2 separate regions of the Homo sapiens genome follow, and region 2 is linked to region 1. A link is an interaction called in ENCODE POLR2A ChIA-PET data of the cell type or tissue named here. Cell type or tissue: endothelial cell of umbilical vein. All regions are shown on one strand. Links, peaks and the distances in the headings refer to the core of each region. The heading gives the core; the rest is flanking DNA. Region 1 has its middle 11 kb from the start of LINC00578. Region 2 overlaps LINC00578 (long intergenic non-protein coding RNA 578).

Evidence for each region. Peaks named below come from ENCODE experiments on the same cell type or tissue, not always from the same donor. Only the 100,000 strongest peaks of a DNase experiment are listed, where the experiment ranks them.
Region 2: POLR2A ChIA-PET joins it to region 1 with 5 read pairs; 3 of 35 experiments call an interaction of 5 or more read pairs at or near these places.

What each region holds. Positions count from the first base shown.
Region 1 is chr3:177,423,625-177,438,754 of GRCh38, forward strand. No RefSeq gene overlaps it. Among named protein-coding and RNA genes, the nearest start is that of LINC00578, 11 kb to the right of the region's middle. In endothelial cell of umbilical vein, for the core only: no CTCF peak of the experiment used is centred there; a DNase peak (open chromatin) is centred at 8,417.
Region 2 is chr3:177,538,768-177,553,897 of GRCh38, forward strand. It overlaps LINC00578 (long intergenic non-protein coding RNA 578), which reads left to right. Exons shown (of 4, transcript NR_047568.1): 2 at 628-726. Among named protein-coding and RNA genes, the nearest start is that of LINC00578, 100 kb to the left of the region's middle. In endothelial cell of umbilical vein, for the core only: no CTCF peak of the experiment used is centred there; no DNase peak of the experiment used is centred there.

The DNA.
Region 1 (15,130 bases), core at 7,021-9,520:
GCTGGCTGGCCTCCTCCCCTCTGAGGCTGGGGTCCTTGGTTTGTTGTTACTGTGAAGAGGGTAGGGCTGCAGGTTTGGGGATGGGCAAGTCCCTCTCTGGTTTCCTTGCATATCTTTCCCCTTCTGTTCTGTTGTCTACTCATTTCTAGGTCTTTACCTGGAAGACAGAAGCTCTTCAGTAAGGAAAATCTGGGGACTGTTGCTCCCTCCCCACTTGGCACAGGGTGAAGGAGAAGGCTCTAGACTAGGCCTACAATCTGCTTCCTGCCTCTCAGTTGGACACTGGGTTTACTAATACAGAACGCGACCCTCCTTCTTAAGTCTTGGAAATCATCTCTTTCTTTGCACGGATACAGCAAACTCTTTCTGTAAAGGGCTGGATGGTCTCTGTCACAACTACTTGACTCTGCCGTTGTAGTGAAAGCAAGGATAGATAACACATGAACAAATAGTCATGGGTGTGCCAATAGAACCTTATTTAGGGACACTGGACATTTGAATTTCATGCAATTTTCACGTGTCACAAAATATTCTTATGATCTTTCAGCCATTTAAAATGTGAAAACCACTCTTAGCTCACAGGCTGTACAAAAACAGTCAGCAGGCCGGATTTAGCCTGTGGTCTGGAGTCTGCAAACCCCTGTAGAGTGCCTTTAAAAGAGAAATAAGGAAGAAGGAATGGGGATAATTTTTTTTCCATAAACTATAATGGAATGCTCTCTATAGACCCATGCATATGGGCTTTAGCATGTGAAAGGGTCTCTAGGAGTCTAGAAACCCAGTGGGTTGAGCATTCTTATCTGGAAACAGCTTCTGAACTATGTTTAGTAAAGGTTTTAGAATATGATCGAGGGTGCATTCCTTTGTCTCTCTAAATCAAATATAACTTGCTCTGAGCCCACATGAATGTGACTGGTAGAAAGCTCAATCTCTGATTAGTCGTTTTTTTGGGGATTATATAAGAAATCGGGTTTGTTTGGTACTCACAGGGCACAATGGAGATGCCCGTTTCCAGGCCATGGTGCTGCCTCCTGTCATTACTCTGCACTTTCTACTTGGTGCTGGTGTTGAGGCTGGTTGCCTGGTGACACTGGGAGTTCAGGCAGACATTTGCTTCCTGTTGACTGCTGTGGACCTCACCACCTGTTGTGCTGTCAGTGTCCCCTTCTACAGGAATCCTGTGGTATTGGGAGTGAAGCATGGAAGAGGAAGCTGTGTCTATTATCATGGGGGATCTTTCCATCCACTAAGAAAACTCAAATCCAAACAAAAGCCTTCCCATCCTAAAGCTCCTCAACTTTTGTCTCCACTATGCTTGATCTCTCTGTTTCAGCCTAATGAATAAGACAGTTTTCTCTATCTCCAAATCTCACCAACCCTTCTCTATTCACGGGCGATTCCAGAGAAATTTCTCTTTCTGGGTGAAGTATACAAAGACCTGAGATATTTAGAAGCACGACACTCTCCTCTTTGGGGGTCTGGGACTGTAATGGGAAGGGTTAGGAAAAGGAGATGCTAATATTAGTTAATTTCTTTCATAATAACACACCCTTTTATTTCCTTCCTTTGTACCAGTCCCTGCAAGAAAATGTCCCAGCAACTTCTTGGTTGCCTCATGACTTCCTTCTTCTTTAGGGGTTTGTCCTGGTTGGAAGCAAAAATTAGAAAGAGATGAGTCCTGTAGGAACAGTGGACGTTCATATATTATTTGAAGAACTGTACTGGAATCCTTAGTCTTTTCAAGTTGAGTCAAGTTTTTTCTTTCTTTTTTTTTTTGAGACAGAGTTTCGGTCTTGTTGCCCAGGCTGGAGTGCAATGGCACGATCTTGGCTCACCGCAACCTCCACCTCCCGGGTTCAAGCAGTTCTCCTGCCTCAGCCTCCCGAGTAGCTGGGATTACAGGCATGCACCACCACGCCTGTCTAATTTTGTATTTTTAGTAGAGACAGGGTTTCTCCATGTTGGTCAGGCTGGTCTCCAACTCCCAACCTCAGGTGATCCATCCGCCTCGGCCTCCCAACAAACTTTTTCTTTAAGCATTCATCTTTAGAGTGTTATCTGAATAGGAAAAAGTAGTTTTAGGCCAAATGTTGAAGAGCTGGTGCTAAGGAGTCTGGACTGTATTTTATAAGCAATGGAGAACTTTATGGAGAAAGACAACACACTTGGATTCTTTCTTTTGGGTAAAACTCGGCAGCCGTGTGGATGCTGGATTAGAGGAGAGCAATCCAGAGGTGGGAGCCTGTTATTTGACTCCTCCAATAATTTACTCAACCCACGTTCAGATTCTTTACACACACATCTGCCCACCGCTTTCCCTAGATTGGGATTCTCTCAAGAGTAGAGATTGTTAGCTTCAATTTTAACTCCCTCCACTCCCAGCCCCCAGATCCTCGAATGTATTAGCTTTCACATTTTTGGCAGTTAATAAATATTGACTGAATTAGATTAGTCCCAAATGAGCTCTTAGAATAAAAACACTCAAAAATAAAGAATCTCCATTTTTCACAAAGTTTTTACTGTGGTGTGCTGTTGGAGTGAATCACCTTAGTCAAAACAAGCTATTTTGGCAATAAAACCAATGACAGACTTAGGTAAAAACTTCCCCCTCCCCCACATGTTAATACCAGAAACTTAATTCTCTACTCTGTTTTATAATATATATCCATGGCAATAGACTATTAAAATCGCATTCTCAAGTTATAAATACCATAAACCACATTTTCACATGGTGGCCTAGCCACTGTCTTTTGCAACAATTTGGCATGGAATTACAAGTAGCATCCATTAAATTTCATATGCCCTTTAATTTTTTTATCTCTTCATTTGCATGCATGTATTTTATAATCATTCATTCTGGTAATAAAACCCACAGGATCTTAAATTGAACTGAAGTCCCAGATGCTTTAAAAGAATTTATGTTGCATAATTGTACTGGTTGACCTGAAAACAAACAACAACCTATGATTTAAATATTCTGCCCAGGAGCGGAGTCAAACTCTTCCTTAAAATTCTGTGGTTTCTATTGACCGACTTATTGTGAGGGAAAGATTCAGAAAACTAAAGGGACTATAAAAATGACAAAGCAAAGGAAGCAGACAGTAGTGGCTTTCTGAAGATTTTATCATCTAGAACCATATGCATATTTCAAATGAAATATTTGTGAAGCAGCTACAGAGCTTATTCCCCAGTCAGGGAGGGGAGTCAGTGGATTAACACCAATGATTTGTTTATGGAGACAAAGGAAAATAACTCTACTTACTTCAACAGGAATAACCTGAGAAAGCCTAGGCAGGAGAAATGTTTAGTATTTGGAGGAACTTCCCAGGACTTGAATTTGTTGTCCATTTTTATGTAACAAAATACATCCAAACTTAGCAGCTTAAGGCCACAGATATCTTTTTCTGTGGCTCAGGGGCCTGGGAGTATTTTAGCTGGGTTGTTCTGGCTTAAGGTCTCCATGAGGTTGCAGTGAAGCTGTTTGACAGGGCTGCAGTCTCACATGAACACTCAGCTGGGGAATGATCGTTTTCTAACTCACTCACATGGTTGCTGACAGGTTTTAGTTCCTTGCTTGCTGTTGGCTGGAGACTTTAGTTCCTCACTCACCGTGTGTGCCTCTCTGAAGTGGCCTAAGCGTCTTCATGATATGACAGCTGGCTTTCCCCAGAGTGAGTGATTCAAGACAGAAACAGAAAGAAAGAATACCCAAGTCGGAAGTTGCACACTTTTACTAACCCACTGTCAGAAGTGCTGTTATATGGGGTTGGTTATCCAGACCAACCCTGGTACAGCGAGGGAGCGTATAACACGAGGGTATGAATCCTGCAGGTGGGGGTCATTGGTGGGTATCTTAGAGACTGCCTCCCCCAGGGTTGGACTGGGTAGGGACAGTGACTCAGGGCCACAACCTGGAGATGGCTTATAAATCATGCCCTTGTTTGATGAAATGTTAAAGAAAAAGAGGAGAGAGGGCTGAAGTAACAAGGTGGCTCTCAGCTGCCTTCCTTTTCATCTTCTACCCAATGCTACATCTCCACACCTTTTTCTTTGAGCTGTTCCTGGAGAACACCAGAATAATGACTGGAGAGAACCCTTGTTTAGTCATCAGGAGTCATGTGATCTGGGTTTAAATGTGGTTTGACCACGAAAAACTTGGAGGCAGAAGGATGTATTATTAAATGAGTATAGACTTTAGAGTTTAATAAGTTTCACTCAAAGTCAGGCCTCAGCCCTTACTGGATGTGTGATCTTTGGTAAAGCATAGGCAAGCCTTGTGAGGTTGAGTGTGTTTGTACATTTTACCTTTTAGGATAATATTTTACCTTTTAGGCTGGTTGAAGGTTAAATAAAATGCGATTTCCCTTGCTTGTTCCCTGTGGGATATTAAATCATCCCTTCACTTCTCTGGATTGTATCTCAATGGGAAAATGACAATGACAGGGGCTTCTACCCAGTGGGGTCACTGATGTGCTCTCTTTGGGACTCTGAAGTTCTGAGCTATGCCTTAGCAAGCAGATTATGCAATCTGTGCAGGGGGCTGGGCTGGGGATGGACACAAGATCAAACCTACACTATGGTGACGGTGGGGATGGGCAGGGGCAGGATGAAGAGACGGGCTGAGAGCTGGGCTTTTCCTTATGCCTGAAAAACATTTTTTCACAATGTTTAAAGGGAATATAAGAAAGAAATCTGATTGATGGTTGCATATTTTTGGTATTGCAGAAATAAGAGAAATTGTCTAGTAAAAACAATCTTAGATAAAAAACAGTGTTAAATCTCTTTTTCTTCAAATACACGAATGTTAGTCCATGTTTTCAATTTGAGACAATTTTTTTTTTTACGGAGTCTCACTCTGTCGCTCAGGCTGGAGTGCAGTGGTGCGATCTCGGCTCACTGCAACCTTTGCCTCCTGGGTTCAAGCGATTCTCCTGCCTCAGCCTCTTGAGTAGCTGGGACTACAGGCGCCTGCCCACCACGCCCAGCTAATTTTTGTATTTTTAGTAGAGACGGGGTTTCACTATGTTGGCCAGGCTGGTCTTGAACTCCTGACGTCAGGTGATCTGCCTGCCTCGGCCTCCCAAAGTACTGGGATTACAGGCATGGGCCACCATGCCTGGCTGAGACAATTTTTTTTTTGTCGCCCAGGCTGGAGTGCAGTGGTGTGATCTCGCTCACTGCAAACTCTGCCTCCCGGGTTCATGCCATTCTCCTGCCTCAGCCTCCTGAGTAGCTGGGACTACAGGCGCCTCCCACGACGCCTGGCTAATGTTTTGTATTTTTAGTAGAGATGAGGTTTCACCGTGTTAGCCAGGATGGTCTCGATCTCCTGACCTTGTGATCTGCCTGCCTGGGCCTCCCAAAGGACATTTTTTTTTTAAATGACAAGGAATAGAAATCCACTAGCTCAAGTTCAGAAAGGCAGTTGGTGGAGGATGGGGTTAAGTAAACTCAAAGAATCCAACTGGAACTGGGAACTAGAAATCAGAAATGAGGCTATTTTCACTGTCTCTGTGGAGTTTGTTTCTTTAAGTTCTCTCTGGTGCCTTTCTTGACCTACTCTCCCTGCTTGCCCGTCTTGCAGGACACTATAGGCCCCAGCTTTGCATCATAGCCTTTGGGCTCAGTACCCACTACAGCCTATCTTTATGTCCTGTTTGCTCAGATTTGAAGAAAGAGGATCTTACTGGTCAGTGTTTAGAAAGCAAATTGGCTGGCTTTTGCTTATATGTCCATCCTAAAACTGGTTACATGGCAGTTTTCTAGAAGGAACTGCAAGAGAGACAGTCAATAAAATTGCATTTGGGAAATTATTTCACCCAATAATACATGGTGAGTATGTAGAATGAAAGTGGTTATCTGGCTACCTCTTTGCATTTAGGAGGACAAGGGTGGGGGATGGAAAAGTTTGAAGCTCAATGCAGAGGAGCTAATAGACAATAGACAGTCTGTCTCAATTCTAGGGGATACAAATCTGGGGGTGGGGAAAAGAGAAATCTCCTTTTTTCTTGTACCTAAAGTAATGCACATTCTCTAAGTCAGTAGTTCCCAGACCTTGAGAGCTCTTGGAGTAATAGAATTAGAAAAAATCAGGGACTGACATAGGTTGTGGATTTTATATTTTGCCAAGTAAAATATCTTAAGCCCTTCACAATTACTATCTTTTTTTATCATTTCATAAAACAACAAAAAAAGTATTTCCAAAGAAATGCAAAGGACATACAGACTACAGAATAGTTCTCTAAATTAAATAGATTTAGCCTTATGACAAATCAACTATATTGTCCTTATTTACTTCCTCTCACTCCATGCAAACTGTTAAAAATTTCATCACGGGCTGATGCTTGTAGGCTGACTTGTGTGTGGGAACTGTTGCTGTAGTTTATAAGGAGGGACACATAGGTCATAGAAGGTTAGAGTAAGTCATCTAGTGACAAGATGAAAAAAACTGAGCCGTATTTGATCATTCATTCATTAGACAAATATGTGTTGAGTACCACTATGTGGTTCATAGATATTTAATAACTTATTTAAGAATACTAATTAATTTTTGTTAGTTAATTGCAGGATTGGGCAAAAAATTAGTAATCTTTCTTCTTATGCCTTTCAAATTGGATGGATATGGGGAGATTAAACCCAATTATTAAACATGCTGGAGCAAGACTTTTAAAAACAGGGGTCAGATCCAAACTAAACCTCCAGAAAAAAAGTTGAACTATCCATAACCATTCAAATGTAAAGAAATTGCATTTGCCAATGTCCTGAGATGTAAAAACCGGAATCATTTTGATGAAGTGAAATCTTTAATTTAAAATTTCTTTTACTTTTTAATCTTCGGTTAACACTACTTATATAAATGCATATATGTGGAAACCCTTTTTATTTCAAGGAAGAGTGCTTATATAGCTGTGTTTTTGTACAGAATCATTTCCCCCCTCATTCTTCAGGGCACTGTATCATTTATGTGAGTGTCTGGAAATTTCCTAATTCTTAAGATTTCTGATCATGACCACATTTCATTCAGGTGGTGCTCCTCTTCAGATAAAAAAGTTTGAATAAAACCTTTATCTTTGTTTGACAGAGAGAAAAAGTAAAGGCAGAGTGTCCCAATTCTCTCAGTTTCCATTAACTTTAAACGGAAGCTTTGCCTGTGGAAAGGAAGATAGTCTGATGGCAAGGAGACTGAGGAGATTAAGTGGCTTTCACACCACCATGTAGGATGTCATTCACTGAATACCTAGATAACCTGATTTCCAGATCCACACTGAGCTATCTGCTCCACTCCATGCTGTCAGTAAGGGTCCTGATTTACTCTGGGACCTTTGCCTACCTTCCAGTTGAGTTACAGGGCAAGCGATTTGCACTTTAATGTAGTTGCAAAGTCGGTGAACGTCGTTCCTCTGTGTTCCATTCCCATTGCTAAATGTCATTCATATGTTTCTGGGCCATTTCCCCCCTCTTAAATGCATTTATAGGATTGAAGAATTTACATGAAACTATGTTTGGCTTTAAATGATGAGGAATTTAGTAAATGCAGAAAAAAACCATAAGCACAATGAAAAATCACCAGTAACCCCATTTCCCAAAGCAAACCACTGTTAGCACTTTGGCATATAGCCTTTTCCTACCCTGTAAAATAGAAAAAAAAAAAGATGTTATTTAGAACAGCAGTGACTAAAGAAGCATCTGCATTCTGGAGGAGTGGCATAATTCATCTCGGGTGCGTTTTTTTGTGTGTTTTTTTTTTTTTTTTTTTTTTTTTCAGGCCAGCAATTACTCAGGAGTAATTCTGAATATGGACAACAGAATCCAGATAAACCTCATATTTGAAAAGCCAAATTTAAGACTTGACACATACATCCAAAGATAGGTATTAATCCACAGTTTGCAAGAAGTAAGAATTAGCACCCTATACAAGAAACAAAAAAGGAGAAACAATAATTCAGTCAAATTGTGGCATTGTATCTATTTACGCACAGCAACAACTACCTCTGTTTATTGTCATGCTCATTCAGGTTATAAGAGTGTTACTGCTTTTTGGCTTTACATCTTGTAATACAGTGGTTCCCCACCACCCCCTCCATTGTGATCAAGGACTGAAGCGGCGGGGGGGAAGAGAGAGACTTAGTGAGCCATGACACAATTAAGATTTTGCATTGTAATGTCTCTCTGGTTTGTTGTGTTTTGTCAAAGACATGCCTGGTATCTATTGTTTTTATTATTTCCAGCTGTCCTAATTATTTCTCTCATTTGATTTTAATTCAGCTTTCAAAGAGGAGCTGGCTTGCCAGGTGGTTACTATTTTTTCTAAACTCTTTCAGCTCTAATTAAAAAAGACGTCCAAAGAAAGTCATTATTTCAGCATTTACTTGTAACATATTTATGACCCCATTGAAGAGGGAGTCACGTGTTCTCAGGCTGATTTCTATTGTTTGCACTGCACTCAGGCTCAAGGAGATAAGAAATAGGCACAGCCTTCGGAATGAGTGTGAATTTCTTCTTAAAGGAAAAAAAAAGCTGCTTTCTTCACTGGAAAGAAATAAAACGTTGTAATAAGGCAAATGTCGCATATAAATACCCTTAAAAAAGTAGTCCAAATTAAGATTCATTGCTGCTTAAACTTTTAGTTTTCATGAGCTAGGTTTATTTGTGTTAGATTTTAATAACTGAAATACTAAAGTTGGTGAAAAAGGATATAAAAGGCTGGATCTAGGGACAAAGGGGAACATGAGGCCAAGTTCAGCTCCTTAGGGTTTGTTGGGCCATTTATTGATTTATTTATCTTTGGGAAGTGAAACAAATAAGTAAATTTTCTCATTATTAATTAACAGGTCAATTATCATCTGCTCTGCAGTTTCCTTTGGGAGAGGCAGAGCCCTGCATTCACAGATGTTTTCCCATCTTTACTCCATCAACCTTCTCCCCAACTTGCCTCATTGCCGAAGGGTAATCTCAGTCCCATCTGGATCTATCCTCTTCACCCTTGCCATGTGCCCCCGATGCCTCTTCACTAACTTCCTTGGCTATCCTGTCACATCTAGGCACCACCACCTTTCACTCCTCCTAATGTCTTTTTTTTTTTTTTTTTTTTTGTGAGACAGAGTCTTGCTCTGTTGCCCAGACTGGAGTGCAGTGGTACAATCTTTGCTCACTGCAACTTTCGCCTCCCAGGTTCAAGCAATTCTCATGCCTCAGCCTCCCGGGTAGCTGGGACTATGGGCATGCACTATCATGCCTGGCTAATTTTTGTATTTTAGTAGAGACTGGGTTTCACCATGTTGCCCAGGCTGGTCTTGAACTCCTGAGTTCAGGCAATCCACCTGCTTCGGCCTCCCAAAGTGCAGGGATTACAGGCCTGAGCCACCACACCTGGCCACTCCTCCTAATTTCAAGTCTGATTGCTCAGTGGTGAAGGAGACACAAATGTTACTACAGACAGTCCCAGGCTCACAATGGTTCAACTTCACAATATTTTCGACTTAGGATGGGTTTATCAGGATGGAACCCCATAGTAAGTAGAGGAACATCTGTACCTTGAAAGTTGGACTTATGGGGTCTCCCAGAGGCCTTGGTATACTCAAATATTTCACAATATAGTCAGCAGCCTGTGCTGCCCCAGGGAGGGTGGGCTCCCGTATAGGCATCTGCATTGCTCCCGTTAACTTCGTTAGAAGCATCTACCAATTTGTGCTGAGCACATGAAAGAGCTGGTGAAATTCCTTGATGCTCTCAGCCTGCTTTAATGCACACGTATTAAAATTACTTAGCAACAGGGAATCATGTCAAGATGGAGGCCCGCTGAGCCATGGTGTTATTTTTTTGTAAAATGGGGGCTCTGAGAGATGGGGCGGATGTGAGGGTTCAATAGTATATGTTTCAAAGCAGGCTTCAATAGATAGAAGATCCTGTCCCTTCCACCCCCAGGTAGGTATTCCAACCTCAAATTATTTCTCTAGGGTAGGTCAGTGGAAAGTGTGGGTAGAGTCCTTGGGTATTGTAGTGTTGTTACTTGAGGCTATATGTGTCCCTGCTAGACTCATCCTTGCAAATGGAAGTCACGACTTACGAATAACTTCCAAAGTGTTCTAGGAATGCTTGGGCTAAGACAGTCATTTAAACTTTTAAAAAAGAAACCTAGACTGAGCGCGGTGGCTCACGCCTGTAATCTCAGCACTTTGGGAGGCTGAGGCGGGCAGATCATGAGGTCAAGAGATCAAGACCATCCTGGCCAACATGGTGAAATCCCGTCTCTACTAAAAATACAAAAATTAGCTGGGTGTGGTGGTGCACACCTGTAATCCCAGCTGCTCGGGAGGCTGAGGCAGGAGAATCACTTGAACCCAGAAGGTGGAAGTTATAGTGAACAGAGATGGTGCCACTGCACTTCAGCCTGGTGATAGAGTGAGACTCTGTCTCAAAAAAAAAAAAAGAAACCTAAGGCTAGAATTATGGACATGACCTTTTCCCTCTCTTTGAGGAATAGGAGGATAGTTTCTGGAAGAAAGAGCTCAATGCATAAAAACAGTCCTGCACTCAGAATTGTAAAATGTGTGTTTGAACTGGTTCTAGATGTAGTTTTAAATATTAGCCCTGACACAAGTCGAGTACCATTTTTGTCCTTTCACACAGAAAAACACCCAGGCTTATCTGATTCAGGCTCAGCACAGCCACGTGTGCCCAGGCACATCCATGCTTCCCATCAGTCATAGCCAGCGGCAGGCTGCTCCCCTCGTGAGCAGTGGCCCAGGCCAACCACCTCACCTGCTTCCTTTGCTCCACTGTGACCAAGAATGTCTCCATCCTGATTTCTAGGACTCCTCCTTAACCCAGGACTGAGAATCCTACCTGCCCTCCCTTAGCGAGCACCCAGCTAGTGGTTGAGGAGGAGATTAGAGGCAGGTGGTGGTTTCTTGTTGTTCACTTGTAGGAGGACTCGGATTCTCGCTATACTGAACTGGGCACCTCAAAAACTCCATCTCCCTGGCTCCCCAACTCCTGTCATTTGGAAGCAAAGGTCTAATTACCAGAATCTCCAGGTTTCTGGAACTGCCATCCAGAAATGATTCTGGGAGAATATCTTTGTAGCACAGCCTAGATAGAAATAATCGTCTAATCTTGGATTTACATAAAAAGATAATTTTGTACTCCATTGCAATTTCTAAAATAATTTTTAAAAACTGTGCACTTAAAGCTATTTTTTGCATATGTACGTGATAATGGATATGAGGACCTTTACTTAATGCTGTTTTAGGCATATGTGTGTGGTAACAGTACAATGGCTTTTGTGAATAAATTAAAATGTAATTATTTGCTAATAACCTAGAGCAGCTTTCTCACCTCGGGCTTTTCACCCTTTTGTGCCAGCTTAACTTCTGCTCCTCTTCCGGTCCCTTCCTCAAGGAGGCCTTCCCTTACTCTCTGGGCCAGGTGACTTCCCTCTGCCGTGCTTATTATTATTATTATTATTATTATTATTACCTGAGACACAGTCTCGCTCTGTCACCTAGGCTATAGTGCAGTCATGCGATCTCGGCTCACTGCAATCTCCGCCTCCCGGGTTCACGCCATTCTCCTGGCTTAGCCTCCTGAGTAGTGGGGACTACAGGCGCCCCCCATCAAGCCCGGCTAATTTTTTGTATTTTTAGTAAAGACTGGGTTTCGTCATGTTGGCCAGGCTGATCTGGAACTCCTGACCTCAGGTGATCCACCTGCCTCTGCCTCCCAAAGTGCTGGGATCACAGACGTGAGCCACTGCACCTGGCCATGTGCTTATTATTTTAATTTTTACTAATTATTATTAAAGACTTATTAGTGTCAAAGAAGCAGCCAAGAGGCTCCGGGATCATATGGCACACATTTGAGTCTTGGCTGTGTCTCTTATTTGCTTTGTGATGTTGGGTAATTTGTTTCAGTTTTCTGTGTCTCACTTTCCCTACATATAAAATAAAGTAATGAAAGTATATACCTGTAGAGTTGTAGCAAGAACTAAATAAAAAATACTCCAGAAAAATTCACACAGAGCCCGGCACATAGAATACTTCCATAAATGCAAACTATAAAATGTCCTTATTGCCCACTAGACTGAACTGTAAGCTTCATGAGAGGAGGCTTTATGTTTGTCTTGCTCATGACTCTGAAGGGCTGAGAGCCTACTGCTTACTGATTGCTTAAATGATGACTAAAAGAAACACCTTTTCTTGCACTTACCTGGGTCCCTAGACTTCCAGAAATCAAATTTGTTGAGTGAATCTCAACAAGAAGCTATCTAAGGTTGGAAGCTTAATTTAGTCTTATTATTAGTTTTACTCTTTTGTTATTATTTTTATTAATATATTAATGCATCTTTAATATCTTTAAGATAACATCTCGTATCATACCTTTATCATAACTTTCCTGCCCCCTCCCCAGAATCTTATTGATATGTTGTATAAAAGGAATAGTGGCCAGGTGCAGTGGCTCATGCCTGTAATCCCAACACTTTGGGAGGCCAACATAGGTGGATCACTTGAGGTCAGGAGTTCCAGACCAGCTTGGCCAACACTTGGCCAACATGGGGAAACTCTGTCTCTACTAAAAATACAAAAATTAGCTGGGCGTGGTAGTGCGTTCCTGTAATCCCAGCTACTTGGGAGGCTGACGCAGGAGAATCGCTTGAACCTGGGGGCGGAGGTTGTAAGGTTGCAGTGAGCCAGGATGGCACCACTGCACTCCAGCCTGGGCGACAGAGCGAGACTCTGTCTCAAAAAAAAAAAAAAAAAAAAAGAAAAGAAAAGAAAAGAAAATATCTTCAGGAGTTCGAGACCAGCATGTCTAACATAGCAAAATCCCGTCTCAACTAAAAATACTAATATTAGCTGGGCATGGTGGCATCCTAGCTACTCAAGAGGCTGAAGCAGGAGAGTTGCTTGAGCCTGGGAGGTGGAGGTTGCAGTGAGCTGAGATCGCACCACTGCACTCCAGCCTGGGCAATAGGATGAGACTCCAACTCAAAAAAAAAAGAAAAAGTAAAAGAAAAAGAAAATAGATAACACATTATTAATCAAAGTTTATAGTTTACATTAGGGTTCACCTTTGGTATTTATTCTATGGATTTGACAAAAGTATAGTACCATGTATCTTCCATTATAAATACAAAGTTGCATTTCTTTTTCTACTTCTTGGTTCATATCACTCTTAAGAAGTAGTCAGAGCTCTTCCTGGTCACAGCTCTTGAGCCCAATATACCATCTGCCTCCTCCTCCTATTTTAGCCATCTCAAATCTTTTATAGACTCACAGCCTCAAATGTGTTGGCACTGAATAGGACCTTAGGGATCCAAGGCCAGCTCCATCATTTTACAGATGAGAAAATTGAGCCTCAGAAAGGGAAGTAATTGCCCAGCATCCGGAGCTAGTTAATGGAAGGGCTGAGACCAGACCACTGGACTCTTAATTGAGCTCTCCTGCCAATATGCCACACCCCCATTGCTTTGCATTGACATCACTCAACTTTTTAAAAATTTTCTTTAACACATTATAGATCTTCTTTTACTAGAGAACATTAACATTTCCTTTAAGAGATGTTAAACTGACCAGGTTTTCTTGCTTTCTTTTTCTTCTTTTTTCTTACTTAGGGAATCTATTTAGGTTACTCTTTGGGTCTGAATCGGGTCTGTAGAACTGAATTGCTTGGTGAAGTTAGGCCAATATTCAGCTAGAAAATAACCCACATAAGTTGTGCAGTGTTCTGCTCAGACAGTTAGCAATGATGCCCCAAATTCCCAAATCATACAGGGAGCATTGAGATCCAACATTTAGCCTTTCTAAAATGAATTTTAGATAGTCTTTTCCTGGAACAGTCTCTTAAGGATTGCTTTGATAGTTATATGGAAAAAAAGATACAATGCTACTGATTTAAATAGAAGACAGATTAAGAATCTGAAGTGTCATTATATCTTTTAGCAGGCAAACTCACAAATGGAGTAAGTTTCGAAATAGAATTTGCTGATTGAAATGAGTGAGAAACATTTATAACTTTAGTATCAGAGAATGCTCTGGTATAAAAACCTAGGCTATCTTTTAGGGAAGTTACATGTTTCCGCCTTGAGCAGGGTCATCCAACCTCTTCCAAGGCCACATGGTGGCTGATCAGAAGGGACAGGTCATTTCCAGCTCACTCACACATTATACCAAGAAGACATTACATTTATTCATCAACTAAAAATCACTAATAACATGTTATTAAAAAATAGCAATGAAACCCCAAGCAATAAGAAAAAGCGATCTTTGTGTTCAAAGCTTAAGACATGATAAAAGTCATAAATTGCTAAACTTATGTAATATCCATTAAAAAAATTATCTAACTGTCACAGCAGAGACCAATTTTTCACCACGCAAAATGTGACATCATCTCTAAAGGCCCCTGCTACGAGAGGCATTTGCCAGTATTGTGGGTGTATTCTTAAAGGCTAATTAAAAACTTTCAGCCCTTAGGTTTCAACACTACAGTTTTGCTACAGCAAAGTGAGATAGGGAAACTTAAGTCTGATGGGCTATGCCAGATGCCAAGGGGCAAAGTTCCAGGCTCTCTTATAATCCAATTGACACATGCAATATTTATTACAGAGCAGCAGGAGTTCATGATTTCATCAATAGGCTGGCAGATTAGATGATTTTTTTTCAATTGAATAACTGGTCTACAATAATGGAATTCTATATCAGGTGTGGAATAAGCCAGTGGTCTGTTCTTTTATACCTCCAGTTAGTGCAGTAAACAAGGTGCCAGAATGGCGTGCTGTACGGGATGGAAAGAACATGCCCTTTTAATGGTTTCCAATAGTGGTTTTGATAGTTACTTGAGATCATAAAGCAAACATTAAAAGGGCTACCTTTGCCAGATTTCGTGTGCTTGGGTGACGAGAATGTATAGCTATGGCAAAAAAAAAAAAAAATTAAGGCAGCTATAAGGGGGTGGCTCTGTTTCTTTCTTCAGAGTAATGTTAACATTTTCTCCATATTTCCTGAATAATTTGCCCTTAACAAGCTAGGAATGTTGATTCCTACACATACAATTGGAGTGGATGCTGTGTATAAATTCAGGATGCTCTGGTACCTTCAGGTTCTCCCAAAAATCAGGGGAGATACTAAAAATA
Region 2 (15,130 bases), core at 4,845-7,344, 110 kb after region 1:
TTGCTTATAGGTATTTTGATGAATCTAGAATTCTCACAAAGCACATCATTTGAAAGAAATACGGCAGCAAAACAAACTGCTGCATTCAAAGCAGGGGTATTGAAAAGTGTCAGGCAAACATTTTTAACCTTGTGTTTGTGCTCGGTCTGGTCAAAATAGAATATATTTCCTTTTATGGAAGTGGTTTAAAAAGGGGTAAGAGACAAGATTTAGTGTTTGCAGGAAATCCTTTAGTTGTTTAAAAAGCTTCAAGGGTTCCATCTTTGGCATCCAGGTATTATTCTCATTAAGTTAGCATTTTAGGTTTCTGAAGTGTTTGGTTCAAGTGAAAAAGATTAATGTTATGCTTTGAAATTGATTACTATGGAAAGTCTTTGTACATTTGACTGTAAAGCAGAAATCAACTTGGACAGGAAGCAAAGCGGATGAACAGGAAGCTAAAGTAAATACCACAGTGACACGTGAGGGGTGGAAGGTGGTTAGTTTATTTTTTAAAGAGTTTTCAGACCATCAGTACATACGTTTCAGTTTCTAGATCCAAATCTCTAAGTGCTTTTCTCCAACTGGTGGGATGATTGAAATTAGAGAGTAAGACGAGAATTCACTGTGCTGGATTTTTCATTCCAGGTGCAGAGCTTTAAAGGATTATGGAGTCTGAAGACCAAATGGGATGATGGAGAACAGCTATTCAGTGGTACAAATGTAAATGCTCCCAGGCCCGGGCAGGTAATTTAAGTGAGTGAAGCAGGGCAAAGTGTAATTGTGTAAGCAGACATTTGCTGACTCCACATACCACTAGGGAACTATACTTTCCCCTGGCAGAAAGACAATCAGCTCCAGCCTATTATTGCGTACAGTAAGGCTAACCAAAGTGAGGGGCTACTCTAACTTTTCAGGAAAATCCAGCAGTCTTGATTTTTATGTAGTTTCCAAAATGTTTTTGTTATGGTTCATTTGGAGAGCAGCCTTTTGATCTCCAGTTTGCTACTTTTAATCTAGTCTAATCACACATCTTGCAGTTGTAGAAACCAGACCCAGAGAAGCTGAGCACCTTGCTTAAAGTCCTGCAGCAAAGGATAACACTGGGGCTCAAACCCAGTTCTCCTCCATCTTCTTCTCTGGCATTACCCTTCCACTGAGAGCACAGCATCCCGCCCACAGTGGGCTTCAGCAGGCTTTGTTAGAGGAAACCCATGGATTTTTGAAGGTTTTAATAAGTTAATGAAACTCTTTAATTAAATTAAGTAATTTAATTAAGGTGCTCTCCTGACTTTTTCCCTAAGATAATTATTTACTCAACCAATGTTTGTCATTGGTGCCTCTTTTAAAATGTTGTGTAACATTTTCATTGTTCTTTCATTCAGTTCAAGTTACTTTTCTTCATCTCTATATTTAATATATCCTCTTTGTTGATCAATGCTTCCAAATTCTCTTTACTTCACATATATCATTTGTCTAATTTCTGTGTTTGACTTTTTAAACTCAGTCACTCAGGGTCTGAAAGTGTCTTTAACTGGATCTATCTGTATTATATATTGCTATGCATTCATTGGAGGGAATAAAATACAAATTTGTAAATCTGAACATTATACTACATGGGGCCAATGGAGAGAGTCCATTTTACATGAAGAATGCCACTACTTTATCCCTAGAGAGTATGAGGAAGAGTTTCACCCATCTTTAGCCTCAGATCTTAGATTCAGTGCTTGTAAGAGAAGAAGCACTTATTCAAAGAAGCAGGTATATATACTCTGGTTGTGAATTCTTTCTGTGATTTCAAACAATATTTGGAAAAACTCATTTCTGAAGGCCTAAGGTGCAGGGAGACGAAAACTACTCTTGCGAGGATACAGTTGGTAACACCCATGAGGGTTCCATTTGCATCGACTCTTAGCCATAGCTGCACCATAGCACCAAATTAGGTAGGGACTGTGCTGCTCGTACCTTTGGGCTCAATGGAAAACTGTCCTATGATTCTGTTACTAATCATCTCCTACATTTGAGTGGCACTTTAATTCCCAAGACATTTCACATATTACTTTTGCCATTTTACAATGAGGAAACTGAGGCTCAGAAAGGGCAAATGACTTGCTCCTTGCCTCACAGCTGTGTTGAGGAAGAGGTGGACTAGAACTTCATGAATCCTTCTCTTCTCTTCTCTTCTTTCTCTTCTCTCTCTTCTTTCTTTCTTTCTTTCTTTCTTTCTTTCTTTCTTTCTTTCCTTCTCTTTCTTTCTTTCATTTTTTTGGAGACAGAGTTTCGCTCTTCTCACCCAGTTTGGAGTGCAATGGTGCAATCTCGGCTCACTGCAACCTCCACCTTCTGGGTTCAAGCGATTCTCCTGCCTCAGCCTCCTGAGTAGCTGGGACCAGAGATGCACACCACCACACCCAGCTAATTTAGGTATTTTTAGTAGAGACGGGGTTTCACTATGTTGGCCAGGCTGGTGGTCTCAAACCCCCGAACTCAGGTGATCCACCTGCCTTGGGCTCCCAATGTGCTGGGATTACAGGCATGAGCCACCATGCCTGGCCGATCCCCCTGCTCTTTCTACTGAGTACTATCTTAGCTTTATGGCTGTTCCAGCTAGCCCCCATATCATAGTCATGTTCACTATTAGATGACCTGCTGGGATAATTTTGCACATTCTCCTGCCCAGCAACACCCTGGTTGGTTGCTGCAATGAAGACAATGGCTATGCATAGAAGAATTTTAAAATACCAATAGAGGATCTCTAACTCTCTGGCACTCTACTATTTGTACATGAGGGGGCTGTTATTGTAGAAAAGGAAGAAACATTTTCCTGGTTGGGATTTTCATACTGGCAAATTGGCTATTCTGATTTAAATTCATATTGTTACTAATTGGTGTTAGAACTTTTGTTCTGGACTGTGCTTATGCTAAGTAGAGATTTTCCCTCCTTGTTTGATTATGGATTAGTCCACACATTTTTACCTTATGAAAGGAAGAAACAGCTTGTGCCGCCTCGGGAGGAAATATGTCATCTAATAATTAGGCTCTGAGGCACTGGCATCTTGAATACTGACCTGTGGGCAGGCCGTGGAGAGAATCATGGAAAAAGCTGCATTATCCAGGGCTTTTTCCTCAGATAGATTTAAAAAACAAATGTCTTTAGAGCAAAGCACTGAAGGGCGAGAAGCAGCAAACAGGCAGATTATTAAAGCATTTGTCATGAAGTTACAGGTGGGCTCAGGAAGGGTCCCAGTCCTGCAGGCCGGGCTGCCTTGCTGAAAATATCTTGTAAATTATGAGTTGTTCCCCCAAAGAAATCACTAGGCAGGAAAGGGCAAAGTTACTCCCTAGCAACTCTGGTTGCAATAGTTTCTGAACTATAGTTTCAGAAATCTGTCAAGGCAAGGGTCAGTTACACATGGGAGGCTGAATTTTTGTATTGGAAGACTAGGTGTTTAGGATTACAGCAGTGATCATTCCTGGAGCATGTGTATTTACACTTCTGTTTCAAAGAATGAGAAATACACACTTATAATGTCGGTGCTTTTTCTCATCTAAAAAAATGATGAAGTATGTCCTCTTGCATTTACAGATTCACTGTTTATCTTTAGTCTCATTAACTTATGCTGTAGTTCAATTCATTTTGTTTCTATTCATTTCATATAGAAATGCACTGAAATTTTGCTTCAATCTTTGTACAGTATTTGGCCAAACTCTCTATTTGGCTTTAGTTTTGGCCATAGCCTTTAAAGGCTGAGTAAACAAATGTCCCACTTCTGCGTTATTGATGGTATCTCTGAACCTGAGATGATCAATGACAGCCTGATCGTATTATTTATCATCATGCATAATTGGCATAAAAAATTAGTAAGAGGAACAAAGCATGCCCATCTGAATAATTACATTAAAATACAGGTAAAAACATTCTATATGTAATATGCTTTATATATTGAAATTCTCTGTCCATTTAAAATTTAAAATACATAAAAAAGTATGTTTATTATTGCAAGAGTACAATATTGCAATTATGAATGGGGATTATGAATGTAGTTAATTTTATAAACAAAACAATTAAGAAACTTCAAGTAAATAAGACTACAGGTTGACAGTTAATATTGATATTAATAGAGAGTACCTTAGCTACATAGCTTTCAGGATGATTATATCTTTTTTAAGCCAGCAAATGCTCATACACAAATTACTTATACAGAAGAACATTACAATGGAGATTGCATTATATCATAATTACCATCTTTGTAAAACTGTTGCATTTGAAAAATTAAGCAAAATAAAAGTTTAAGAATAATATTTGCTTATTATTTAACTTAATTGTGAATTTTCCATTATATTCAGAAAATTCTTCACAGAGATATTGTTATTGCTATCATTATTATTTACTATGATGCCAAACTTTAAAAATATGACTGGTAAGCTGAATGTGGTGGCTCATACCTCTAGGCACAGCACTTTGGAAGACAGGCAGATCACCTGAGGCCAGGAGTTCGAAACCAGCCTGGTCAACATGGTGAAACCCTGACTCTACTAAAAATACAAAAATTAGCCTGGTGTGGGGGTGCACGCCTGTAGTCCCAGCTACTCAGGAGGCTGAAGCAATAGAATCACTTGAACCCAGGAGGCAGAGGTTGGCGTGAACCAAGATCAGGCCACTGCACTTCAGCCTGGGCAACAGAGTAAGACTCTGTCTCAAAAAATAATAATAATAATAATAAAAGACTGATAGCACTTTTTAAAAGTCAGGTTTAATGACGAATAGTTTATATATGGTGAAAGTCACCCTCTGTAGGCCTACAATTTTTAGCTTTGACAAAGGTAAACAATTGATTTCATAATTGATCATAATCAAAGTATAGGATTTTCCTGTATTAGTTTGCTAGGGCTGCCATAACAAAGTACCCCAAACGGTGTGGCTTAGACTACAGAAATTTATTTTCTCACAGTTCTGGAGGCTGGAGTGTCCAAGATTAAGTTGCAGGCAGGCTCGGTTTCTCCTGTGGCCTCCCTTCTTGGCTGTGTCTTCACTTAGTCTTTCCTCTGTGTGTGCACATATATGGTGTCTCTCTGTCCAGGTTTCCTCCTCTCATAAGGATACCAGTCAGATTGTGTTAGGCCCACCTACAGACCTCATTTTAACTCAATTATCTCTTTAAAGATCCTATCTCCAAATACAGTCCCATTCTGAACTACTGGGGGTTAGGGCTTCAACACATGAATTGAGGTGGGGTTGCAGGGGCGGACAAAATTGAGCCTATAACAATTTCTATCACCCCCATAAGTCCTCTCATGCCCCTTTGCAGTCCATCCCCTTCTCCGATGTCAGCCTCTGGCAACACTGGCCTATTTCTTGTGCCTATAGTTTTGCTTTTTCTAGACTGTCATGTAAATGAAATCTTACAGCCCTCTCCTGAGGGATGCCTGCTTGCTGCATGGAGGTGGTAGCACCGTCCTGGTGCAGGCACCACCCTGGTGTAGGACCAATTACATGGAAGTGGCAAGTCTAAACTCCAAAGTTGTCAGTGCCCTCAGAGTCAGTGTGGTTGCGAGCTGGACACCTACAAACTCTCACCAGGAGCAGCTGTACTAACCAAGCCAAATCCCTGTTACCCTGGGCAAAGCATCCCTGCAAGGGAGCAAAAGCAACAACAATCCATTTGGTGGGTGAGATGGATTCACTGGTACTGATCCAGGCAGGGAAAGCCAAATGGCCGCCCCTTCTACCCTGGGCACCCGACTCCCCAGTGCCTGGAGGCCTGGGTCAGCCCCTTTGGCTGCCCTTTTCTAGACCATGGATGTCGTCCCCCTTATGCTAGGCCTTTCTTCAGATGGTTTACAAGACAATTGATGAAGTCACCACTTTAATAACATTCATGGCCATTGCCAGTTGTATACTACTCATAATGTGGCAGGCATTAGATTAAATGTTTTAGGTAAGTTGTAGAGAATCCCCATAATAACATAGTTAATTATTCTCTTTATTCAGCTGGGCCTTCTTAAAAATGAGATGTAAGTGTTTCTACAATTTGGGGATACATAAGTGGATGTTTAAAGGGCTTAAGGTATTTGCCAAGCTCCTACATCCTTCTTAAATTTAAACTTATTTTCTGGTACCAACACTCTAGTGTGGTGATTAGACTTCCTAAATTTTCTCCTGTTTGCTTGGTCTTTTTCTGAGACGGAGTTGTTCTTTCTCGTTGCCTAGGCTGGAGTGCAGTGGCGCCATCTTTGCTCACTGCAACCTTTACCTCCTGGGTTCAAGCAATCCTCCCACCGCAGCCTCCATAGTAGCTGGGACTACAGGAGTCTGCCACCATGACTGGGTAATTTTTTTGTATTTTTATTAGAGATGGGCTTTCACCATATTGGCCAGACTGGTCTCGAATTCCTGACCTCAGGTGACCTGCCCGCCTCAGCCTCCCAAAATGTTGGGATTACAGGCATAAGCCACTGGACCCAGCCTTGTTTGTTTAATGGGACAACAGGAAAATCCTCATCATGAGCTCTTGCCACCCCTACCCTGAACAGAGATCCAGTTGCCCTGTGACTACAGTAAGGAAGAGGTTAGAAGATGAGATGATCATGACAAATAATAACCATAAAATCATTTCCCTTCTCTTTTCTAGAACACATTACAACTAGCAAAATATTTTTAAATTCGTGGCCTCATTTGATCCTGTCAGCATAGCTATTTTTGCTCTTTCCTGTCTAAAGGAAACCCTTTAGTATGGGTTCATAGAAACACAGTCCTGTAGAATTGGAAGATACCAGATAAATTATTTTTTTCTTTAAAGTCTTAACATTACAGAGAGAAATTCTTAGCCCAGAGGCCATGGAATTAATGAAATTCTTTTTTTACAAATGAGGAAGCCGAGGCCAGGAAAATTTTGGTAACTTGATCAGTCACAGAAATGGATTCCTGGTTGCCTGATTCTCAATGTACTGTTCGTCCCATGCTTCCACCTGCCTTCAGACATAGAGTCAGGTTAGGGCCCAGCGTGATGGCTCATGCCTGTAATCCCAGCATCCTGGATAGGCCGAGGTGGGCGGATCACCTGAGGCGGGGAGATCGAGACCAGCCTCACCAACATGAAGAAACCCTGTCTCTACTAAAAATACAAAATCAGCCAGGCAGGGTGGCGCATGCCTGTAATTCCAGCTATTTGGGAGGCTGAGACAATAGAATCACTTGAACCCGGGAGGCAGAGGTTGTGGTGAGCCAAGATCACACCATTGCACTCCAGCCTGGGCAACAAAAGTGGAAACTCTGTCTCAAAAAAAAAAAAAAAAAAGAGGTTAGATTCCCACCATTTTTTTTTCTGGCCTAAGTCACATTTGACATATGGGATTCATTTTATGTTCCAACTCTAATATGTTTGAAGCAGTTACCAAAAGCATTGTGTTGAGCAGGATTTTGAATCTGCATCTGGGCTTAATGGGAACAGTGTCGTACTTGATTACTGACGTTCTGCCATGGATTCAGGTTGGGGAGAGTAGCAGCACCCGAGTCTGCTGCCCTGGGTTAAGGCACTGCCACTCCAGGAGACTTTTGTTTTGTTTTGTTTTAATAGAAACATCTTTTGGAATACTATATCACCATTAACAACTTGTGGTAAATAAATTTTATCAGCAATTAGTAACTACTGGAGATAGGCAAGTTTTGAAGAGAGACAGAAAATACATGGGTCTGACGCTGGACAAATTGTTCATGGGGCAGAGGTAAGTGAGGAGCTGTGGAAATGGTGGGTGAGGGTCTGGGACAGGAGCAGAAACAATTAGACGCAGCATGAGGGCCTCAGATGTCTACAGCAGAGCTATGGCTAGCACCAACAGGCAAAAAGGATTCTGAAATTGGAGGTGGGAAGGCGCTAAGATGACTGACCATACTGGATTTTCTGAGATGCAGGACTTTCAGTTTGAAAACAGACTGTCCTGTGCGAATCAGAAACACTAATCACCCTAAAAGGCACTAGCAAAAATTTTTCATACTTCATTGTTTGTTGTGTCATGCCGTTGGTCAATGTATTAATAAACTATTGGTATAATAAAGCTACAAAACAAACAGCCCCCGAAATCTTAGCGGCTTTCAACCACAAACATTTCTCTTTTTGCTCTGCAAGCCTACTCTGGTTTGGCTGATCGAGACTGGACTCAGCTGGACTCTAGCTTGAGAATTGAATGTAAGTCTCCTCTGCATGCTTCTTCATTCCTCACTCATGTTTTTTCTAGGGCAATTTATTCTTCTAGAAATGGTAAGCACAAGAGGCCAAGGCAAATTTTACAAACACACTGAAAGCCTTGGTTCACATCAAATGCACTAACATTCCGTTGACTTAAGCAAGTCATGTGCCCAGACCCAACATCAGTGGTGTGGAGAAATGTGCACCACTTACTCTGATGCAGTATTATTGCCAGGTTATCTGGTAAAGCGCATGGATGTGTATTCCTTCTATATGGAGGGAGTGAAGAGTGTGAACAATAATCTATAGAGTCAGTAAGTAACTTGAGTGTACAGACTCAGCCAGACATATCTGTGTTTCTCCAGTGTCTGGCATGGTAGGTGTCCCATAACTATTTGGTGAATGAATGAATGAATGCCTCCAAAATAGAATTTCCTGTGATGAAGTGGTACATGTTCCCAGTTTTTAAAAACGTTATTTGGTCCCTCTATCATTAGATATCAGGAACTCCTAAAGGACTGCTGAAAAGCCGATGTCTTGGCTATCAGGAAAGCTTTCCTTCCCCTGACCTCCTATTACCCCTTATTGTCTGTTTTTTTTTTTTTTAATTTTCTTCTACTTCTCGTCTTCTGGCTAGCCAGCAGCTCTTGGAATCCTGGGGGAGTGTGAGAGATGTCCTTGGCCCTTCTCATACCAGGAGGACAAAGTTACCTACCTATTCCAGGGACTGGTGGGAATTGCCTTTTATCTCCCTTTTCCCCTCCAACTCCCTTCCTCAGTACCTCACCCAGTGGTTGGCACATGGCTGGCTGGTGTTCCAAAAATATTTCTTGACTTAAAAGCCAAGCATGTGATTTTAAAACTTTGTGTTGCTGTTTCAGAATTAAATGCAGACGTTACCACCTCCTCTGCTCCTCTGCCCCCATGGTCTTTGTGTGTGTGTGTGCGCGCGCGCGCGCGCGTGTGTGTGTTGTGGATTTGCTGAACTCATTCTAAATGTTTTCCATGATCCTATGCATTACAGCTCTAATTCTGGATACTTTTGAAATTCTTTTCCTAAGCAATGAAAAGGACAGCTAGCGGGGGGAGAAAGATAGAAAAAGTTAGCCAAGTGTTAGAAGAGCCCGCATGGAAGTTGAACCCTCTGTGGCACACAAAGGAATTCAGAAGCCTCTATTTCCTTTAGCAAGAACTCAGGTGTTCTTTTATACTTGAGTTACAAAGTACACCGGAAAGAGTCAAGGCTCGGAGCATTTAAGGTCAAACTTGGCTTTCAGCTCTGAAGACTTCCAAAAAAGAAAGTCTGAGCTTATTGCACAGCAGAAGCCACAGTCTCTTTTCAAGCTAGGAAATTTATTCAGAGGCTCAAAATAAAGCCACTGGATGGAACCAACTGTCCTCTCTGTCCAGCCACTGCACCCTCCTGTTTACTCCTTTTCACACAAAGTTGAAGGAGACAAGTGAACACCAGTCCCTCTCCCTATTCAAAATAGACATGTTCCTGAAGAGTTGGCAGGATAATACATTTTAATATGGAGAAATATATTTTCTCACTGACTTCAACAAAACAGAGGAATATAACTTGCAACAAAAAGGTGGCATCTAGGGCCTGGCATGTTGGCTCACACCTGTAATCCCAACACTTTGGGAGGCTGAGGTGGGCGGATCACGAGGTCAGGAGTTCGAGACCAGCTTGGGCAACATGGTGAAACCCCGTGTCTACTAAAAATACAAAAATTAGCCGTGCGTGGTGGTGCACGCCTGTAATCCCAGCTACTCAGGAGGCTGAGGCAGGAGAATCACTTGAACCTGGGAAGTGGAGGTTACAGTGAGCCAAGATCATGCCACTGCACTCCAACCTGGGTGACAAGAGCAAGACTCCATCTCGGGAAAAAAAGAAAAAAAAAAAGGTGGCATCTAAATGTTATCATACCACATGACAGAATGAGACAAAGAGAGGACACACAATGTTAAATTCATTTAACAAGAACTACTAATTATGGATACTATGGATGCTAATGCACATGCCGTTTTGTGAAATATTGCTAACAGGTGCAAGGTATTAAAACTGTGAGGATGGAGTTGGTGTGGGGTCAGGTCAGGGACTGGACCGCCTTCAGGGATTGGGATTCAGGTGTTTTAGAGTTGTGATTTCTCCATCCCTATGCCTTCTTCCTCTCCTTTTTATTTTCCGGTGTAACAGCCAGGTAAATGGAAAGAAACTCTGCATACTTTTTAGCACTTGTGATCATTTTCACGTCTTCAAACCCTAAGGAGTATAACACACTCCCATCATTAATGATAACTCATTATGACAGTGATTTTTCACTGGAGTGAGTGTCTACGGGAGTGTCTGTGTACTTAGAAAAGCCTTCAGAGTAACGTCCCTGCCCCACCCCACTTGCTAATCACCGTTTGTGACATACATAGGTCATTTACTACTTGTTTTTACTGTCTGGGTCTCTAATTAACTTGGTCAGGCACTCTTTATGCCTCAGTTTCCCCAGTTGTGAAGTGGACATAGTGATACTTTCTTTACCAAAAAGTCTGAAGTGGCGCAGTTCTATTTCCAGACAGCAATTGGAGACGTGTAAGGTGTTATTTGGGTTGTTCCAGTAACTGAGCTTAATGACATGTAACACCCCTGGCCACTCCCAGTAATACCAGTCATATTTCTGGTACTATTGGTATTAGTACTGTTATGAGTGGGGGGGGGGGGGGCTAGGGGTGCTAAATGTCCTACAGTGCATGAGATGGTCTCACCCAATGATAATTTGTCCCACCCAATGATAATTTGTCCCACCCAAAATGAGAAACACAGCAGAGCAATATAAGCATGCTGTGAAAAGTCTAAAATGGTGATGAAAGCAAAGGAGTAATGTTTCTGTGCCATTATGTCTGAGAGTACTGTGGTGGTTCCTTGAAAAGTTGCTGCTTATATTCATAATTGCAAAAATGTGGAACCAGCCCAAATGTCCGCCAATCAATGAGTGGATAAAGAAAATGTGATGGCCAGGTGCGGTGGCTCACGCCTGTAATCTCAGCACTTTGGGAGGCCAAGGCGGGCAGATCACGAGGTCAGGAGTTCGAGAACAGCCTGACCAACATGGTGAAACCTCATCTCTGCTAAAAATACAAAAATTAGCCAAGCGTGGTGGTGTGCACCTGTAATCCCAGCTACTGAGGAGGCTGAAGCAGGAGAATTGCTTGAATCCAGGAGGCAGAGCTTGCAGTGAGCCGAGATTGCGCCACTGCACTCCAGCCTGGGTGACAGAGCGAGACTTCATCTCAAAAAAAAAAAAAAAAAGTGATATATATACACACACACACATACATACACACACACACACACACACAATAGAATACTACTCAGCCATAAAAAGGAATGAAATAATGGCATTTGCAGCAACCTAGATGGAATTGGAGACCATTATTCTAAGTGAAATAATTCAGGAATGGAAAACCAAACATTGTATGTTCTCACCCTTAAGTGGGAGCTAAGCTATGAGGATGCAGAGGCATAAGAATGATATAATGGACTTTGGGGACTCAGGGAAAAGGGTGGGAAGGGGATGAGGGATAAAAGATTATACAGTGGGTACAGTGTACACTGCTTGGGTGATGGCTGCACAAAAGTCTCAGAAATCACCACTAAAGAAATTATTCATGTAACCAAACACCACCTGTTCCCCAAAAACCTTTTGAAATGAAAATTAAAAAACAAGAAACAAACTCCTCAGGTTGTAGACATGAGCTGTTAAAAAACAACAAAAAACAAACATTTAATCTGAATCACATGGGAAAGGCAGGAGACACTGTAAACTTCTTTCCCTTATTAAATTCAAATCTCTTACAATTAAGAAAGGAGAAAAATCATAAAATATATGTATAAAACTTACATTACTTTAAAACAATAAAATAAATGAATAAATAAATAAATAAATAAATAAATGACAGTTGCTGCTTATGATAAGACTTGCTTCATCTCCCCTCTTACCTGTTTGCAAAAGGGAAACTCTGATTTGCTTCCGATGAGGCTGGTGGGTTCATTTTCTATTCAGCCAAGCCTATTTAAGAAAGTAATACTAGTAATCACCATGACAGTAACTACTCTTTCATGAGCACTTACTATTCTCTAGGTAGACACCCATGAAGTTTTTGTGCTTTGTCTCACTTATTCCTCATGACAAACCTGGGAGCAGATTGTAGGAGAATTCAACACACAGATGAAAAAACCTGGCCGGGCGCGGTGGCTCATGCCTGTAATCCCAGCACTTTGGGAAGCTGAGGCGGGCAGATTAACTGAGGGCGGGAGTTTGAAACCAGCCTGGCCAACATGGTGAAACCTCGTGTCCACTAAAAATACAAAATTAGCTGGGCATGGTGGCGAGTGCCTGTAATCCCAGCTACTCAGGAGGCTGAGGCAGGAGAATTGCTTGAACTCAGGAGACGGAGGTTGCAGCGAGCCGGGATCGCGTGCCACTGCACTCCAGCCTGGGTGACAGAGTGAGACTCCGTCTCCAAAAAAGAAAAAAAAGAAAGAAAAGAAAAACCTTGCTAACTTCGTTTTGAACTAAGAACTAGAGCTCTCGGGTGGCGTTGTGGGTAGTCTACTGCACCTCTACAGAGGTGCTTCCTGTGTTCTCTTTGTTCCCTCTTGCCCTTCCTCTACTCAAATAAACAACATTAAGCAAATAAACAGAAAAACCAAAGTGTTTCCTCTTTAATAAAGGGATTCAAGGCCACCAATTTAGTTTGCACACACAGTGCACTTCCCACCTCCAGAGGTCACCAAACATGAGGACTACCTTGCTATTGGTGCTCCTTGGAGCAGTGCAGTGTGGTAGTTCCAGGAACCTTCCATTGTATCACTTGTCTTAAAATAATAGGGACCCAACTCTGCCCTAGGATGTACCAAGATGATGCTTTGGGGGCACTTATAGTCCAGCCTTACTATGCAGGTTGCTTTTAGCTTGGCCCTAGTCCGCGAGGTGGGGTCAAAGCAGCACCTAGAACCTTCTCATACTGCAGATAATACACACCTGCATATGCTTTCTTCTTTCGGGTGCTTTGGCTCTACAAATTTGTGAACTTGAGCTGTCTATAAGATGAGAGTTATTTAACATCATAAATGTTTCTCTCTCTTTAAAAAGAGGAACAGCTTTGTATAAAGATCAACTTTAAGAATATATGATGTCATTATGGTATTGGTTTGCTGAAAGCCTAATAATTGGATTATATTGTGGGTTGTCATTAAGTAGAACTTCACTGTAGATTATAGGAGAGGCTTAACTTGAGTCACAGAGCATTTTGTGGGTTTGTTTTCTCCCCAGAGAGCCAGGCCACCCTCTTGTGTGAAGTAGTTTTTTTTTTCTTGGAGTTACGTACAAGGATGTACCATGTCTGCCTTTGCTGTTTTTATTCCAATGAATAAGAAAAGCTGCTTTTTAATCTGTTTAATTCATTTTCACAGATCAGTGCATTTGCAAAAGTGGAGAGCAGAGACATGAGGTGAAATGGGGAGCCCTGACAAAAGCAATCGGCAAAGGCACAATTTACAATAAATGAGAATCTTGGAATTCTATTGCCAAATTATGCACACCTTTCCAGAAAGAGCAAGTCACAGCAGATCAGATAACTGGCTCACAATTAGCACTGACAAAGAGCAGAATTGCACCCTGTCCTGTTCCTTTTATTTGTTTCCTGTGGGTGTCCATGATGGAGAAGCCTCTGGGAAATTGTGAGGGGATTAGTTTGATTGGAAAGAAGGGGAGAGAAGGAGCTGACGTACAGGGAGGAGGGCCTGCATCATTTAGACCCTTTCCAGGGCTCACTCCTCTGTTGCCTGGAGGCTGAAAGTCTGTTGGATCTTTCAAAGCCAGGAGGGGCTATAAAATCACCTCAGTTGGACCCAAATGAATTAAAATGACCAGTTAACTCCCTTTGAGGACTTTTGACCAAAAAAGGGGCTCAAGGCCTGGCCCACACAAGTTAAGAATACTCCATTGAAAAAGGAAGAAAATCTCAGTATATAGTCCTCATATTTTTGCACTTGAGGGTTCAAATAATGATAATACAACCAAATCCTGAATGACTCAAAGATGTTCATATAACCACATAAATGTGTATTTTTGGGAACTGGGCATAATGTTAATATGTGAAATTGTGGCTAATCCAATGTTCCAATTCTGGCCTTGGATCTCTGCCTCTGTGTCCCTTTGGGCTTCCGCCTGGCTCCATTCTGCCTCCCTTCATTCCTGGCACAACTCTATTGTTTTCTAGTCCAGAACTTGATGTGGTCCTTGCAAATCAGAGAGCCAGATGGACAGGGAAGGAGGTAATATTGAGCCATCTCATTTGTCCTCACAGCATCCGTTTGAGGTAGAGAAGGACAGGAATTAAAAATGACATTATAGATAGACACACTGAAGCTCTGAGAAATCAAGTGCCAAGATGGTGGTGACTGGAGATGAAAACCTAAGGCTTCTAACAGCCAGCCTGAGACTCTCAGACTACATGAAGCTGCTAGCATACAACAGGAAAACAGTAAAGCTCGGTTAATAGTTTTCTTAAAATAATCAGTAGACCACATCCTAGCTAAACATAATGGGAAAATAGACAATATTTCTCTCTCTTTGTTGCATTTTTCAAGCTAGATTTTCTTTTTTACATCCCCTGCCTGGTCAAAAGCATCTGGAAAAGCAGCCAAGCCAGTGCCCACTGTTTCCCTTTTGTTCTCACAAAATAGAATTGCAAACTGAGATTATGCATACAACCTCCTGAGAGTGCAACTGTCCATCCCTGAAGCTGTCTCTCAGCACTGAGCCAGCCCAGTCGGCACCACTGGGCACCAGGCTCTGCCAGGGAAGGGTTTCAATACAAACATCAGGCAATGTGGGCTGCCAACCCAGGCTTCATCACTAAGTGCTGTCCACGTGTTCTGTAGAGACTTCTATGGAGGGGGC